Linked DNA regions of Mus musculus: region 1 is linked to region 2. The links are chromatin loops, found by intact Hi-C in ENCODE. Cell type or tissue: gastrocnemius. All regions are shown on one strand. Links, peaks and the distances in the headings refer to the core of each region. The heading gives the core; the rest is flanking DNA.

The links. Hi-C counts contacts between places; a loop is a spot of excess contacts. Peaks named below come from ENCODE experiments on the same cell type or tissue, not always from the same donor. Only the 100,000 strongest peaks of a DNase experiment are listed, where the experiment ranks them.
Region 1: it touches region 2 in a loop (9-fold over the local background); 14 of 42 quality-filtered maps call a loop at or near these places.

Annotation. Positions count from the first base shown.
Region 1 is chr6:72,056,968-72,059,884 of GRCm38, forward strand. No RefSeq gene overlaps it. Among named protein-coding and RNA genes, the nearest start is that of 9130221F21Rik, 16 kb to the left of the region's middle. In gastrocnemius, for the core only: no CTCF peak of the experiment used is centred there; a DNase peak (open chromatin) is centred at 1,470.
Region 2 is chr6:71,998,666-72,001,582 of GRCm38, forward strand. No RefSeq gene overlaps it. Among named protein-coding and RNA genes, the nearest start is that of Gm26628, 36 kb to the left of the region's middle. In gastrocnemius, for the core only: no CTCF peak of the experiment used is centred there; a DNase peak (open chromatin) is centred at 1,588.

The DNA of each region.
Region 1 (2,917 bases), core at 175-2,674, 58 kb after region 2:
GCAGTCTTATCATGGTGAGGGCGTCAAGGCCACAACAGTCAGGAAGGAGAGAGGAACACACACACACAAGAGGGCTCAGCTTGCCATCTCCATTTTATTCAGCCCAGAATCCTATGCCCAGGGAATGGTCCAACCAAAGTTAAGATGGGTCTTCCCAAATCAAGTAGTGCCCTCAAGATAACCCTCTCCCCCAGGGCATGGCCAGAGGCCCATCCCCATGTGATGTTAGAGTTAGTCCAAGTGACCTTTAATACTAGCCATCACAAAGGGATGGTGAAAGTTCCTGTGCTGAGCTCTCTCTGATCTCCAAGCTTTTTGGAAGCCAATGGGATTAGCTTTAATAACAAACCCCCAAATAATTAGCTTATCAGATGCTTTTTAGAGTCTAAGCATTGAGCCAAAAATTGTATAGTTTTTTTTCTACTTCTAATCCCCATGATGGCTCTATCAAGTAGATATTCTTTTAAGATTTATTTATTCTGTGTGCAAGAGTGTTTTACCTACATGTATATGTGTAAAATAGTCTGGATCCTCTGGAAGAGTCACTGCTGTGCCAGAAAGTGTTCATGAACCCCAAAAGACCACCAAGAAGCTGATTCTGATGGAATCACATTAGGGTCTCTTTATTCAAACTCGAGCTTGGGCCACACCAGTCTCTAGCGCAATACAACAGAAGGATGTAGCTTTGAGCCCAGTTTCAGACAAGCATTTATAAAGGCAAGAAAGGTTATCTAGCCTGGCACACATCTGACTGAGGGGACCATTATGGCCTTTAAAATAAGTGGCTGGCGTTAGTGCCAAACCATAAACTTAACTTTTGTTTTCTCCCTGATTGGTGGTTGTTAGGAAATGAAGTACCAGGGGCAGACTTGTAACCAGGAGGTATAGATTTGTTGGGGGAATAACCTGGAAACTGGTGCTAGGTACCAGCCTGTTAACTTGAGTTCAACCTTTGGTCAGGTTCTCTAAGACGGAGTCTAAACCCAAAAGATCTGTCTCTCACCACAAGTGTCCCAAGCCATCTCTCCAGCATCCTGTTGTTTACTATTAATACTATATCATGTTTCCAAAATCACCCCGTTAGTAAGTAGTGACAGTGGGATTAGAACCCACACCCATGAAATCCAAACTACCACTCTAATTCTGTCTAGTGCTAAACATCTGGGGTGCAGTACTGAGGGCTGCCAGCCTCACAGGCATGGGCCAAGCCTGTGTGAAACTCCAGAGGGTTGCTTCCTAAAGGCCACGCCAACTTGCCCAGGTGCTCTTCCATTTTTAGCATGTTTTTGTTTGCAGGTCTGGTTTGTGTTCTAAGCGACTGATTTAAATTTTCCCTTTCTTTTTCCCTCCCAGGAGCAATGGCAGAAGCCAGCGGGAGTGAGAAGGTTCTGAAGGACGGTTGGGAGGGCACCACCAAACGTACCACACAGGAGGCCTGGCAGGACACAGGCACTCGCCATCGGGTTTCCATTCATGCTTGGAATCAGAGCCATCCCTGGCACAGGGGCATGGAAGACAAGGTTTTCATGCTCAAAAATTGGCCTAGGGCTGGTGAAAGGTCTCCGTGGGTCAGAGTGGATAAGGGCGCTTGCTGTTAAGACAACAAGAGGGCCTGGCCTGGATACATCAGCTGACGCCCCGATGTTCTCTCCTGATGGGAGCTTGGTTCTGACAACAATTTGCTCACCGACGTGTTCCAAACAACAGTGATTACCAAAAAGTTACAAAGGTCTTGCTGGATCATTGATTCTAAGAATTCATGGAAACACTCAGAGATGAGCCAAGCAAGAGTGAGGAACTGACTCAGGTAACAAATTTACAGAGAGCCCCGGGTTTTACAGAGAATAGATCTGATAATTAAATCAGAATTTCTTTCTCTCACCTCTCTCTACTGTAACTGCAATTGCTGCCAACCATGGTCTCTTGGCTATGTACCAATGGACTGTGTTAGATAGTAACTGCTTGCTGAGGCTATATAGACTATGGGTTAGCAGAAAACTGCAGGGATTGAGGAAGGAGATGGGAGGGAAAAGTACAGTTTTAAAAGCTATAGAACATGTTTTAATTGCAAAAATAAGAAAATTATTATTTTTAGCATATGTAATATACAAAATGATGAGTTTTATAATGACATTCTTATACAGGTATAGAATATATGCTTTGCTGCTCAGGTGGAAGGGGATCTTGGGACTCGGAAGCCCAGGAGCCATACAGCTCTGAGGGAAGAAGCTATCCCAGTGGAAGGGTAGCCTGAGACACAGGAGCTCAGGAGCCACACAGCTCTGGGGTGGGACAGTGTCCCAGTAGAAGCATCTTGAGACTTGGTAGCTCAGGAACCACACAGCTTTGAGAGGAAGCCTCCTTAGCAGAAGTTTGCAGCTCCCAGGGGAGGGTATCCCCAGCAGGAACTCAGGGGCCTCAGCCCTGCTCCTTACTTCTTCTCTTCATTGCTTCATTTCTTCTTAGCTTCTTTTGATGAGAGAGGCACAACAGGCAGGAAATCTCATGAAGGATTTAGTGGAGGGTCCGGGGTGTGGAGGGACAAACCTAGGAATGACTGCCCTCTGCTCTTAAGAGTGGGCATCAGGGAACTGGACAAAGGACAGGGCTTATATAGGATTTCTTAGGGCCAGAGCTTTTCAGGGCAGAGATTGCCAGAGTGAAGATTGGTGGGATCTCAAATTCTGAGCTTGGAGAGCTCAGGGATTGGAGGCTTTTCCTGTTCAGGGAGTGGTGGGTTTTGTGGGAAGCTCAGGGGTTGGTGGCGGGTTTTTTTTTTGTTTTGTTTTTTTGTTTTTTTGTTTTTGTTTTTGTTTTTGTTTTTCATCTCCTTTTCCCTGCATTCGGCTCATAGGTTGCAGTCAGCTTTGACTGATGTGCCATCTCTATGGAGATGCTCAGGGAAACCGGAGAGGAG
Region 2 (2,917 bases), core at 177-2,676:
CTTGCGTAGTCCTCCACTCATCTGGCCCCTACCATTCTCCCTCCCCCTCTTCTAGAGAGCTCCCCTGGTTCTGCTTAGTGTTTGGCTGCGTGTGGGTCTATTCTCCTAACAGTTGCTGGATGAAGCCTCTCTGATGACAACTGGGTTAGGCAACAATCTATGAATATAGCAGAATATCATTCATTGACTTTTTGTTTGTTTGTTTGTTTTGCCAGTTGTGTTTGGTTTTATCCTGGGTTCCTGGGATGTCCTGCCTCTGGTTCCTGGCCATTCAGACAGTGTCAGGCCTAGGCTCCTTCTTGTAGCATGGGCCTCAAGTTGGACCAGTCATTGGTTGGCCACTGTCACAAGTTCTGCACCACCATTACCCCAGCACATCTTGCAGTCAGATTGTAGGTCAAAGATCTTGTGGCTGGGTTGATGTCCCAGTCCTACTGCTGGGAACCTAGCCTGTTTATAGAAGATGACAGCGTTTGGGAGCAACACAGAAACCTAACTCCGTGGAATCTATGAGAGTAACCCTGGTGAACACACCTAAAAATGGGGGATACAGATCCTGAGCAGTGTTCTTATACTTTGGAACACATTATATTCAACCAGAACTCAGATTTGTTCTGTGAGAGTAGTCGCTAATGGCCAATCAGGCTCTGGTTGGGAAGCCAACTTTCTGGTCTCCTGGGTGAACCCAGCTGAGAGCTTTGTGAGAAAGGCAGAGCACAGCTGAGATTTGCAGGGTGGGGATATGCATGAGGCAGCAATGACAGGAGATGGTCTCAGAGAGCGTGGCCCACTGCACCATGCACTGCTATCTCTTTCCCATCTCCGGAGGGTTCAGGACCTGAAGATGGATATGTGGAGTTGGTGAAAGAAGTCTTTGACAAAGAGGTGCAGTTCATATCCTGGCACTGAGACAACTCAGGCCATTTTTTCTTATATATCTATTTTTTCATAGCTGTAAAGGTTTTACATTCATTTTCTCATGTACAATCTCTTTTAAGAATTTCCAATGTTTAACAATAATGTACACACTATACTTTCCCCTCCTGTCTCCTTCCTCAATCCCTGCAGTTTCCTGCTAACCCATAGTCTATATAGCCTCAGCAAGCAGTTACTATCTAACACAGTCCATTGGTACATAGCCAAGAGACCATGGTTGGCAGCAATTGCAGTTACAGTAGAGAGAGGTGAGAGACTACACATCCAAGAAATTCTGATTTAATTATTGGTACCTAGCACGTCCCCACATCCTGATCAGATCTAGTCTCTGTAAAACCCAGGGCTCTCTGTAAATTTGTAACCTGAGTCAGTTCCTCTCTCTTGCTTGGCTCATCTCTGAGTGTTTCCATGAATTCTTAGAATCAACGATCCAGCAAGACCTTTGTAACTTTTTGGTAATTACTGTTGTTTGGAACATCTCGGTGAGCAAATTGTTGTCAGAACCAAGCTCCCATCAGGAGAGAACATCGGGACGTCAGCTGATGTACCCAGGCCAGGCCCTCCTGTTGACTCAACCGCATCATCATGATTAACAGGCAGAGGGATCTGTTCCATTCCCATGATCCTCAGAGACAAACGAGAATAGATGATGGCCGGAGCTTTTTTTTTTTCTGATTGTGGGGAACTGTCTGTCACAGACAGAGTGAAAGTAAAAGCCGCCAATAGCAAAGCCAAAAATGCAAATGTGAGGCAGAAGCAGACCAAGCATCCACTCAGGAAAAGCCAGGGGACTCTGCGTGAGCATCCCACAGGCCTTTGCCACGTGGGGACCCAACTGTTCAGACCTTGCCGTAAGAAGGGCCAAATGCTTTACACTGGACCTCCAGAGTGAGCTTAATGACCCATCTTTAGAAGTTCCCAGGCTCAGAGGGTAAATGCTCTGCTGCTAAGCATGAGGACCAGAGTCCCGGTCTACAGAATCTACATACATGCCAGGTGGGGAGTTGGCTACCTGTAATTCCAAAAGCAGAGACACTAGAACAAACTGGCTAGCCTAGCCAATATGCAAGCTCTGGCTTTACCTGAAAGATCCTGCCTTAAAATATATGATGGAGAGCAAGCAAGGAAGACACCAGCATCAACTCAGGCCCTCTCACACCTGTGCCTATATACACGTGGACCCACACATGTATATTTACATCACACACTCACACACAAGAATAGAGGGAGGGAAGGAGGGAGGGAGAGAGGAGAGGGGAGAGAGAGAGAGAGAGAGAGAGAGAGAGAGAGAGAGAGAGAGAGAGAGAGAGAGAGAGAGAGAGAGAAGAAAGGGGGGGGGAGAGATGTTTGCTCATGTTATAGACCTGAACTGAAAAGACAGCCTAGGTGGAGTGGAATGAAAAAAGCGGATCTCCTAACACAGCAAGTGGTAACATTCAGAATAGTATGAGAAAGTACACACACATGCGTGCATCTGCAGACACATGCCTATCACATCAACCCATGGGATACACACACACACACAGAGCCTACAGTATGTTTGTCATCTCTTAAGTGTACATTGTGTATATAGAAGCATTGAGAACATACTGGAAAGCACGACCATATCTGGGAAATAGAATTCTATGTGCACTTGCAACCTGAACGGGGCTTGATCGTTGATAACGGGGCTTACGTGTCGAGTCAGTCCTGAAACAGGTCAGCTCCTCCAGAATGCTGACCACAAAAATAAAATGCTTAAAGCTTATCTAAAAACTTCAAAACACAGCTGCTCATAAAAAAAGAAGAAGAGAAAGAAAACACTGGTCATATGCTCTAATGGATTAAAAACAGCATGTTAGGGGCTGGGGAGAGGTTTGCTGATAAAGAGCTTCCTAGGCAAGCATGAAGAACTGAATTCAAAGAGCCAGCACCTTGTGAAAGCTGGGAGTCACAGCTCCCATCTAACTTCAGTGCTGGGGGTGAGAGGCAGGCAGATGGA